2 separate regions of the Mus musculus genome follow, and region 1 is linked to region 2. A link is a loop called in an ENCODE intact Hi-C map of the cell type or tissue named here. Cell type or tissue: gastrocnemius. All regions are shown on one strand. Links, peaks and the distances in the headings refer to the core of each region. The heading gives the core; the rest is flanking DNA.

What was found. Hi-C counts contacts between places; a loop is a spot of excess contacts. Peaks named below come from ENCODE experiments on the same cell type or tissue, not always from the same donor. Only the 100,000 strongest peaks of a DNase experiment are listed, where the experiment ranks them.
Region 1: a loop joins it to region 2, with 2.3 times the contacts of the local background. A loop is called at or near these places in 2 of 42 quality-filtered maps.

What each region holds. Positions count from the first base shown.
Region 1 is chr10:58,297,681-58,303,064 of GRCm38, forward strand. It overlaps Gcc2 (GRIP and coiled-coil domain containing 2), which reads left to right. Exons shown (of 23, transcript NM_027375.2): 22 at 984-1,185. Among named protein-coding and RNA genes, the nearest start is that of Gm40668, 12 kb to the right of the region's middle. In gastrocnemius, for the core only: a CTCF peak has its summit at 3,317; no DNase peak of the experiment used is centred there; H3K27ac peaks cover 822 bases.
Region 2 is chr10:58,495,176-58,500,559 of GRCm38, forward strand. Ccdc138 (coiled-coil domain containing 138) reads left to right here and starts at 2,762. Exons shown (of 16, transcript NM_001162956.1): 1 at 2,762-2,887; 2 at 3,994-4,038; 3 at 4,187-4,244. The coding sequence starts at 2,795. In gastrocnemius, for the core only: CTCF peaks have their summits at 614 (motif pointing right) and 2,920; DNase peaks (open chromatin) are centred at 2,391, 2,752 and 2,964; H3K4me3 peaks cover 1,574 bases; H3K27ac peaks cover 1,683 bases.

The DNA of each region.
Region 1 (5,384 bases), core at 235-5,234, 200 kb before region 2:
CAGTAGTTAACATAAGGACTGGTCTTGCAGTTTCAGTAGCTCTGATTCCAGGATCGCATGCCTCTGGCCTAAGTGAGTACCTGCACTCGGAAACATACCCCGTTCTACTCCCAACATACACAAATTTAAAAATTAACAGGGTTATTGGATTTTGGTTGGGTTTTGAGGGGGAGTTGTTTTTGTTTTTGTTTGTTTTTTAAGGTTTGTTTGTTTGTTTGTTTCATGTAGGTGAGTACACTGTCGCTGACTTCAGGCACACCAGAAGAGGGCATTAGATCCCCATTACAGATGGTTGTGAGCCACCATGTGGTTGCTGGGAACTGAACTCAGGACCTCTGGAAGAGCAGTCAGTGCTCTTAACCGCTGAGCCATCTTCTCCAGCCCTGTCTTTGTTTTTTGTTTTTTTAACTTCCTACTACTTTTCAAATTATCTCTCTCCATTTTTTCTGGTACTGTTTTGTAATGTCTAGTACTTCTTAGTGTTCCTGATCTGAGCTTGTTTTGATAAAGTTCTATTTGCTCTGGACATCCTGATAGCCTGCCTCTGCAAGTGGGGTGAGGGAAGGGGTCAGTGCAGGCTGCAGATTTCCCCCCTGCTCCCAGACTCCGAGTGCTCCCAAAGCACATGTCCCCAGAGTGGAAGGAGGAAGTGCACTTGCCCCAGCTCGTGGCTCTGGTTGTTGGTTTAGTGCTTCTGTCCCTCGCCAGTGTCCAGCTTCTCTGTGATGTATGAGCTTGGGCAGGAATGTCTCTCTATTTCTGTCTTCACACTGTGTGCTTCTGCGCTGCTTCTCCCTGGCAGTGTTTAGAAACCTGTCACCTGCTTCTCTGTTTACTCTCTCCCTGAGTTAGTTAGTAGCTCTCACGCTTGTCTTCGCTCCAGTTTTGTTTTCATGGGGCAGGGATTGCTCGGGGAGAAGATGGGAATATTTGTGTTCATTTTGCATCCCCACACTCTCTGGTAACTAACCTCTAAACGCCAGCTTCTCAAGAGTGAAATAAGAAGACTGGAAAGAAACCAAGAGCGTGAGAAGTCTGTGGCTAACCTGGAGTACTTGAAGAATGTCTTGCTGCGGTTCATTTTCCTGAAGCCGGGTAGTGAAAGAGAGAGGCTTCTGCCTGTGATAGACACCATGCTGCAGCTCAGCCCTGAGGAAAAGGGAAAGCTTGCCACAGTTGCTCAAGGTATGTGATGGGACGCAGTCACTGGTGTGCGATCCTGGGCACTAACCATGGCTCGTGCATAAGAATTGATGTGTGCCTGTAACCTTTTTCTGTTAAATTTTATTCACTTGGATTACTTTTGTAACACACATAACTGGGGTTGAAAAGCTGGCTCTTTAACACTTGAGTCTGTTGCAGTACATCAATGAGTTCAATACACACCAAAGTACAGTCTGACCTGTCTCTGAAAAGTACATCTGTATTCTGGGGTTGAGTTGGATATGTTTTGTTCTTAGTGTGTGTTCACATGTTTTCCTCCTCCCTCACTTCCCCTGACTCTACTCCTACTCCTTGACAGTAGAGGAACAACAGTCACGTGACCCAATTCTTGTCTGTGGCTAGTCTTGAGGTGCCATCCCATGGTGACTGTAATGTTCACATCAGTGAGGTTAACAGTGTCTCTGTAGGCTCCTTTGAAATGCTGTGGTTGATAGACCTGAATTGAATATGCCAGTTTTTCTAACAGAAGTAGAACTAGAGGCTTGTAATCTCCTCCCACGCCATGACCACGGTGTTATCGCAAATCAGTGTCTACTCTGCCGTTGGTTGATGGTCTCCTTCAAGCTTTGTTCTGTTGCATTTTTTCAGGTTTAGTTGAGTGATGGGTCGTGAGGGTCTAGTTGTTTGGATTTGTTTGTTCGTTTGTTTGTTTTGATCCCCTCAGAGTTAAAATAAGTCATGTTTTAACTTAATATACCATTTATGAATTGAAGAAACTGATCATTTGTCCATAGCAGTCCAGCATTTGAATTTGGTATTTATAGGAGCATTACACTTATTTAAATACTGTGTATATGCAATTTTCTGATTATATCCAGGTGGATCTGGGCAAAGTGAGCACCAAGAACACCTCACGAGTGTGTTGTATACTTACTATAGCATTGCAGCACTAGGCCTAAAACGTATAGATACCAACTAGTGGCTGATGTTCTCATTTTGATGCCCTCTAGCATGGTCCTCCATCCCCTATACATCCTAAATAAGCTAATACGTTCAGAATGGCCCTTGATTTTAAGGCACTTGGTATTCTTGGTCAAACTTACCTGCTGGACCTCACCCAAGATTTTACATTTTTAGCAGCCTGATGCTTGTGGTCTAGGGCTGTATGTACCTCATGAGTTCTTCATCAAGAGGACTAGTGAGATTCAGGCTTAATGTTTGGCAGGGTTATTTACTTCATGATGAGTTCTGGTAGTTCCTTTGAATCTGTTTTCATGTAACCTGTTGTCCTAATGAAGAATGTTCTTAGTACTTACAGTATTCTTATTTCTGCCAACTAAAGTACAGATTGCCATAGCCACTGTTAACAGTAACCAAATGAAGCCAAGCATAGTAGTATATACCTGTAACCCCACCATTCAAAGGCTGAGGCAAGAGGATACCAAGAGTTTGAGTGTTTACCCCAGACTACAGAGTGGATATCAAACCACAAGGGCTATATAACCAGACTCTATCTCAGACAACAAAAAGTTTCAGTATGAGAATATATCACGTATTTATGTATTATTTATCTGTTGTTGTGTGTATCTGTGGTATATGTTCTGTGCATGCTTGCCATGACACACATGTGGAAGTTCAAGCATAGTTTCGGAACCTGGGTCCTGTCTTCCCATTATGTGGATTCCTGCTATCTAACTCAGACCATAGGGTTGGCAGCAGGCACCTTTATCTACTAAGCTTTTATGTACTGTTCTAGTTTATTCTCTCAAATTAAACCTACATTTTCATTATAATATTTTTGGGGTTTGTTTTTGTGTTTTGTTTTGTTGTGTTTTGTTTGACACAGAGTTTCTCTGTAGCCCTGACTATCCTGGAATTCACTCTTTAGACCAGACTGGCCTCAGACTTAGAGACCTGCCTGCCTCTGCCCCCGCAGGTGCTGGGATTAAAGGCCTGCACCACTGTGCTTCATTATAAAATTTATCAACACTTCAGGAATGAAATGTGTTTTCATCCACTCAAATGCAGCTTTTAGTAAAAATACATTCTCAATCATTTATCCAGTATGCTTAATATAAAATACTACAATCACTCAGTATCTCCCATTTGTAAGTTTAGAATTCCTTGATTTGTACAAGGGGCCCCTGCAAGCTCCACTGCTGGCAGAGAAAAGAACTGCAAGAGGCAAGAAGGAATCTCAGTTCAGTGTGATTCGGCTGCTGTTGCTTCACACTGTGTCTGACACCAGGCAGTTGGAGATGTATTTCAGTACATTACAGTTTTGGGAAAAAAATTCCTGGTAAAAATTGTCTCAATCCCAAATGCACAATAAAGCTTATGGTGTGACTATAGCAAAACTCTTTTGCAAAGTACATATGACCTCTACCATGAAGATGGATTCTATAGCTTAAGGGGCTAGGAGATAGAGTAGAGGTCATCAGGCTGCAAAATACATGTGACATCTCCCCTAAAGATTGCTTCTATTGACTGAGAAACAAAGCTCAAAATAAAGGTCACCAGGTCATTAACAACATCAACTCCCAGCCTTCTGGGTGGAAAACATTTATGTTCATCCTTCCACAGAGGAGACAAGCTAAATGCTTAATATTCCTGCCTTCTCTAGGGCAGATCTGTGAGCTTGTGTCCTCTACATTGATCAACAAACTTAAAAGACACTAATCTCAGAGATTTTAGAGTTGAAATAGTTTCACAAGAATGTACACGCAAGTTCTCAGATCCTAGAACTCTAAAGCATGTGTTTCTAAATGCTGTGAATGAACAGGAAACCACCAGTTCTTAAAAGTTTATGTTTTAGTTTCTTTTTTTTCAGTTGCTATGATAAATACCATAACCAAAAGTAACTTAAGGAAAAAGAAAAGGTCTCTTTTCACTTATTGCTCCAGAGAGGAACAGTCCGTCATAGCAGGGAAGGCAGGAGCAGGAGCAGGAGACGAGCCTAGCAGTTGGAAACAGAGGGACAGAGCAAGAACTGGGGCCGGGCTATAAAACGTCAAAGCCCCACCAGCAATATTCTTCCTCCAGCAAGACCTCTTAAAGGTTCTATAACCTCCCTAAACAGAGCTGCCAACTGGAGACCACGGGCTCAAACACAGGAGCCTGTGGCTTGCATGGAGGTGCGTGCATATGCAGATATATACACAGTGCACAGAAAGCCCAAGGACAGCTTTTGGAAGCTAGTTCTCGCCCTCTGTGCTATGTTCCAGGAGTTGAACTCAGGTCATTGGGCTTGTAAGGCAAGCTCTTTTACCCACTGAACTATCTCACCAGCACTTAAGTGTAACTCTTAAAGTTTATTTTAAAGAGTTTTCCTGAGTGTCTTCAAATTATTTGTTGTTTCTCTCACTGACATAGGAAATGAGAACCCACAAAGTTAAAGCTATGATGGATTAATGACTGACACAGATACAGTTGACAGAACAAATGAGCCAAACACAAGTAAAAAGGAATCATATAGAGCATCAAGAAATAGATAAAACTGGTGATAGGGGACTGGAGAGATGGCTCAGCAGTTAAGAGCACTGACTGCTCTTCCGAAGGTCCTGAGTTCAAATCCCAGCAACCACATGGTGGCTCACAGCCATCTATAATGAGATCTGACTCCCACTTCTGGAGTGTCTGAAGACAGCTACAGTGTACTGATATAAAATAAATAAATAAATAAATAAATAAATAAATAAATAAATAAATCTTTAGAAAGAAGGAAGGAAGGAGAGAGAGAGAAAGAGAGAGAGAGAGACAGACAGACCCAGAAAAGCGAAGGAAAGCACTGGACAGGTGTTTAGTTGCTGTCCTGTCCTTCCATGTGAAGGCCTTTCCCTGTTTTGGCTCAGAGTGTTAAAACAAGGGACTGGAGACATAGTTCTGTAGAGTGTTTGCTAAGCATGCAAACACTGGGTTCCATCCCCATTGATGCCTAAATATGTGGTACATACCTCTAATCACAGCTTTGATTTGGAGGGAGAAGAGGTTCAAGGTCACCCTCAGCTGGCCAGTCTAAGATACAGGAGACTCTGTGTCTGGGAGAGGACAGCTGTTGTTTGTTGTCACTTTTTATAAAGTAAACTTTCCTGTGTGAAAAAAAAAATGCTTTCAAATGACTTGGGAACGTTTCTCAGATCCCCTAGAGAAAGATAGTATCTAATAAACATCTAGGAAAAGTCCCATAGGCTGTGACAAGATTAGAAAGGGAAATTCGAGAG
Region 2 (5,384 bases), core at 174-5,173:
GCCAGCACTCTGAGCTCGAACTTCAACATCAAGAGTTTGATAAACACTGAAAATGTACTTGGATATGGTTTGTGTTAAGTTAGGCAAACAGAAGGGGATGTTCTTATGGGCTTACTCAATAAAGAACTAAAAAGAATCTAGTTAGACCATACAATCTTCTATTATCCAAATGTAAGTATCCAGTCATTTCTGTTGTGTCCAACCATTAGATTAGGTAAGGCAGGTTATGGCTTACTTAATGAATTTATACAATAGCAAGCACCACTATAAAAATACTTAATCTTGTAACCAGGTACATGAAATAAACCTACTTCAATTTGGCCTTGTAAAAAGAACCATGTCCATTTAGTGGCTTTTTTGGAAACCTGTGTAATATAAATTCATATAAATTTCAGCTGAGAAGCTAATGCCATATTTTTAAGTAAATGGAATTTTTAAAAATTTTTAATTTTTCTGTACCCCAAGATTGCCTTGCTAAGGTTGGACTTGAATTCTTGATCTCCACTGTGGTTACAGGCATGTGGCATGGTTGCAAATACTTTTAAGAGACATTATTTCAAAACATTAAGGCTATTAAAGACATTTTTTTAAAGATTTATTATATATACAGCATTCTGCCTGAATGTATGTCTGCAGGCCAGAAGAGGGCACCAGATCGCATTATAGATGGTTATGAGCCACCATGTGGTTGCTGGGAATTGAACTTAGGACCTCCAGAAGAGCAGTCAATGCCCTTAACCTCTGAGCCATCTCCAGCCCAAAGACCTTTCAAAAACGTGACAAAATGGCAGGTTAAACTAACTATTGCTATTTATTTATAGTAGAGGTGTTTACAACTTGATGAGTTACCAAAGGTTGTGAGCCACCATTTGGGTGCTGGGAATGGAACTCGACTCCCCCAGGAAGAACTAAAAAGAATCTAGTTAGACCATACAATTTTCTATTATCCAAATGTAAGTATCGAGTCATTTCTGTTTTCTTGTCTAATGTTCTTAATGGCTGAGCTATCCAGCTCTAACAAAGAAGTTTAAAAATAAGCTTGTGGCATTTTATATGATGCTTGATATATAAGAACAATGTGATCTGTTGTTTATTCACTGATGATGGTATAAACTCACATTGATAGGTTTTAAGCTCATTAAAATCTACCCCCAAGCCGGGCGGTGGTGGCACACGCCTTTAATCCCAGCACTCAGGAGGCAGAGGCAGGCGGATTTCTGAGTCTACAAAGTGAGTTCCAGGACTGCCAGGGCTACACAGAGAAACCCTGTCTCGGGGAAAAAAAAAAAAATAAAAAAAACAAAAAATCCAAAAAAAAAATCTACCCTGAAAACCAAAATAAAACAATTACACAGTTTAGGTGGTAGGTTTTTTTTTGTTTGTTTGTTTTAAATATTTATTATATGTAAATACACTGTAGCTGTCTTCAGACACTCCAGAAGAGGGCATCAGATTTCGTTACAGATGGTTGTGAGCCACCATGTGGTTGCTGGGATTTGAAGTCAGGACCTTAGGAAGAGCAGTCTTAACCTTGCTGAGCCATCTCACCAGCCCCTAGGTGGTAGTTTTTAGCAAAAAGTATTTTAAAAAAAGATTACTTTACATATAGGAGTACACTGTAGCTGTCTTCATATAAACCAGAAAGAGGGCATCAGATCCCATTACAGATGGTTGTGAGCCACTATGTGGTTACTGGGAATTGAACTGGGGACCTCTGGAAGAGCAGTCAGTGCTCTTAACCACTGAGCCATCTCTCCAGCTGGCAAAAAAGTATTCTTTAGGCAATGTTTTTATAGTGAGTTTTTTGTCTATTGCTAAAGTATCAACTTCTGTAAGTTAAAAAGTTATCCAGAGAATTTAGGGGCTGCTACAACACATGTCTACTATTTCTCAGTGTTAGTGTATCTCAAAGAAAAACTGAACAGGTAGGAGCTTGTGTGATAAGTTGAACACACCAAGTACTATGTGCTGTTGCATAGCTGGGAAAGAGGTTTCTGTGTTTTAAACGAACATTTTTTCATTTTATGAGGCAGATCACCCGGTAGTTGAGGCAGTTAATTGCCCCAACTGCTTATGACCCTGTAGCCCAGGCTGGCCTCCAGCCTCCACCTTCCCTGCCTATATTCGATTATTTTTGTACCACCTATGGAAACTGGCAAAGGAGTATAATCAGCAGTTAATGCGCTTAGCGCTCAGACATGTCCTGATTTTTCTGTGATTGTAAATCACTTTTGATGAAGAGACCCTGTTTAGTCTAATTTTATGTAGTGCACAGTAAAATTTACCCTGTAGTCCCTGTGGTCTCCAGCCTTGGGGAGCATTCTGGCTCTCTGCTGTGGAGAAGTTATTCGCCTTCCTGCTGGCCGAGCCAGCGCTCTCAAGGGAATCTTTCTTCTCTTCTCCCCCTCCCCCTCTCCCTCTCCCTCCTTTTTTTTTCCTTTTGGTTTTTCGAGACAGGGTTTTTCTGTGTAGCCCTGGCTGTCCTGGAACTCACTCTGTAGACCAGGCTGGCCTCGAACTCAGAAATCCGCCTGCCTCTGCCTCCCAAGTGCTGGGATTAAAGGCGTGGGCTACCACTGCCCGGCAGAACTCACCTTTTTCATGCTTCACATTTATGGCGGGTAAAAGACTTGGAACTGAGAAACTCTAAGGGGCAACCGAGAACTGGGTTGTAGTGTATCCTCCTACCGGCTTCCGGCGTCCTCGGGGGGCGGAGCCAGGCGTCGTGACGTACTGCCCGCCCTGACGTGACTGTGAACCCGGTTTCCCGGGCGACCGCAGTCAGAGACTCACCATGGAGCGCAGGGTGGTCAAGCCACCGGGACAGGATATGGTAGTGGAGCGTCTCAAAAGCCGCTACGGCCTGGCGGGAAGGTGCCCCGTGGAGGTGAGATGGGTGGAAGCCGCGGTGGGCTCTGCTGGGCGGCCGCGGGAGGTCGCTAGCCCTGCCTTCCTCGGGGAGGCTCACTAGAGAGTTCCCGCCCTCGGGGAAACCGCCTCGACGGACGGGGCGTGGCTTTGGTCCTGGTAACCAATGCTGGCGGTGACCAAAGTGCAGCAGGCACGGAAGACACTGTAGTTCCTTCTGGAAAGCATCTTACTCCGAAGTAATTGCAAACTTACAGAAAAGTTGTGGCGATGTGCATTCTTGTAGTCCTCCCTTGAGAGCGCCATTCACCAGGAGAGTCTTGCCATTTTTGAGGCGGGGCCCCCACTGAGGTCTTTGCTAATATCTTGTGAGAGGTCGGCCAGATCACATCTTCGATGAATCCTGGAAGAACAGAAGCGGGAGACCAATTACATACCTCAGTTTGCACGACCAGATTCGGTTTTTTTTTTTAAATCCTCACCCTCTGATAACAGAGTTAGGTGTTTACAGTTCAGCTGAGAAGCCTGCTTGACAGCCCAGCATGGTCAAGGTTATATAAAGCATAACAATGTTGTCTTCAAAAAAATCATCTGAGGTATGGGAACATCATTTACCCTGACTTCTCCAGAAGGTGAGCAAGGTCGCAGGCATTCCTCTGTTCCTTCCCACATTTGCTGGCTTTCCAAAACCCCTTCTTGAGAAATAGCAATATTTCCCAATGTTCCGGTGACCATGACACAAATTCATTCTATCCTCACATAACCTTAATTGAGACTCCAACACATACTCCTCTAGCTTGCTTTTCCTGTGAAGCACATTCTCTTTTAAAGCCTTATTGATATTTTCCAAGAAATTTAGTATTGTGATAATAAACAGGATAGTGTATAGTTTGTACACAGATTACCACAATGATAAAGCATACCCTGGTGCAGATACTACCTGGGGTCCGAACATTACATTTGATTGTGTGTGGTTGCCTTTAATCTACAACAGATGTCCACACCTAGTTTCTTGTAACATTAGTGCTTGCACAAGGTGGAAGACGTGTGTATTAGAATGTCTCTCAGTTTGAGTTTGTCTAACGGATAGCTTCTGATTTGATTCTGGTTTTGTATTCTTGGCAGGAAAACGACATGACTGGTGTGTGGGCTGCTCTGATGAATCAACAGGTACATGCTGTTTGTCTAATTAGTGATGCTGATCTTGGGTTGAGTGGTGCCCCTAGGTTTGTCCATGCTAACCTTTGTAATTATGGAAAAGTATTTTAAGAGAATAGGTCTTAGTGTTTAACTTAAGTGTATCTTTCTCCTCACCTAGCATGAACTTTCAGATTTTGACCAGACTAAATATAAAAGAAGAATTGTGACCTCCCCAGGTAAGCCAAAAGAAAATTTTGTATATTTGAGTATTTTAACAAATTTAACTTGAGAGAGATTTATAGAAATGTTTAGACCTAGGCTTATTGTTACTCATTTTTCATTAAAAAAAATATTCAGTCTGATAATCACCTAATTGTGAATTTAGAGTTGAATGTGTGAGATGTCTTCTAAAACTAAATTTATCGAGGGATTTTGGTGTGTGTGTGAGATGTAATTTATAATATGCGTGCCTTTTACTTTTCTTTTGTGGTACTGGGAGTCGAATCTAGACTATTAATCAGTTCTGAGGAAGTTGATCAGTGCTTAGCAAGTGCTCAGTCACTAAACCATGTCCCCAGCTGGTATGTTTGCTTTTGAAAAATGTTAAAAAAAATTGTACAGAATATACTGCACGGAAAATACTAGTAAGTTTTATTTAGGCAAGAAAGAATGTACCAGCCGGGCAGTGGTGGCGCACATCTTTAATCCCAGCACTTGGGAGACAGAGGCAGGCGGATTTCAGAGTTTGTGGCCAGCCTGGTCTACAGAGCAAGTTCCAGGACAGCCAGTGCTACACAGAGAAACCCTGTCTTGAAAAAACAAAACAAAACAAAACAAAAAAAGAATATACCAGAATGAAAAATAAAGGGAAAATTTATCAAGTTGGCTTGTAATGTTTTTTGATAAGCTGAAACATTTTATGGTAATAAGTATTAAAAATTAATTCATTAACTTGTTAATACTTCAGAGCTAATATTTATTAGTTAAACATAATAATCATTAAACTTTGGTAGTTGCAGCATGAATAGTGTCTTTAACTTCATCAAGATATGGGAGTTGGGACTGAGAACTGGCTGGGACCTGAGCTGAGTCTGAGGACTGAATGGAAACTGGCTGGGTCTGAAGACTGGCTGGGACTGAGCTGGGTCTGAGCTGAGTCTGAGGACTGAATGGAAACTGGCTGGGTCTGAAGACTGGCTGGGACTGAGCTGGGTCTGAAGACTGGCTGGGACTGGCTGGGTCTGAGCTGGGTCTGAGGACTGAATGGGTCTGAGGACTGGCTGGGTGTACTGGCTAGTTTTGTGTCAACTTGACACAGGCTGGAGTTACCACAGAGAAAGGAGCTTCAGTTGGGGAAATGCCTCCACAAGATCCAG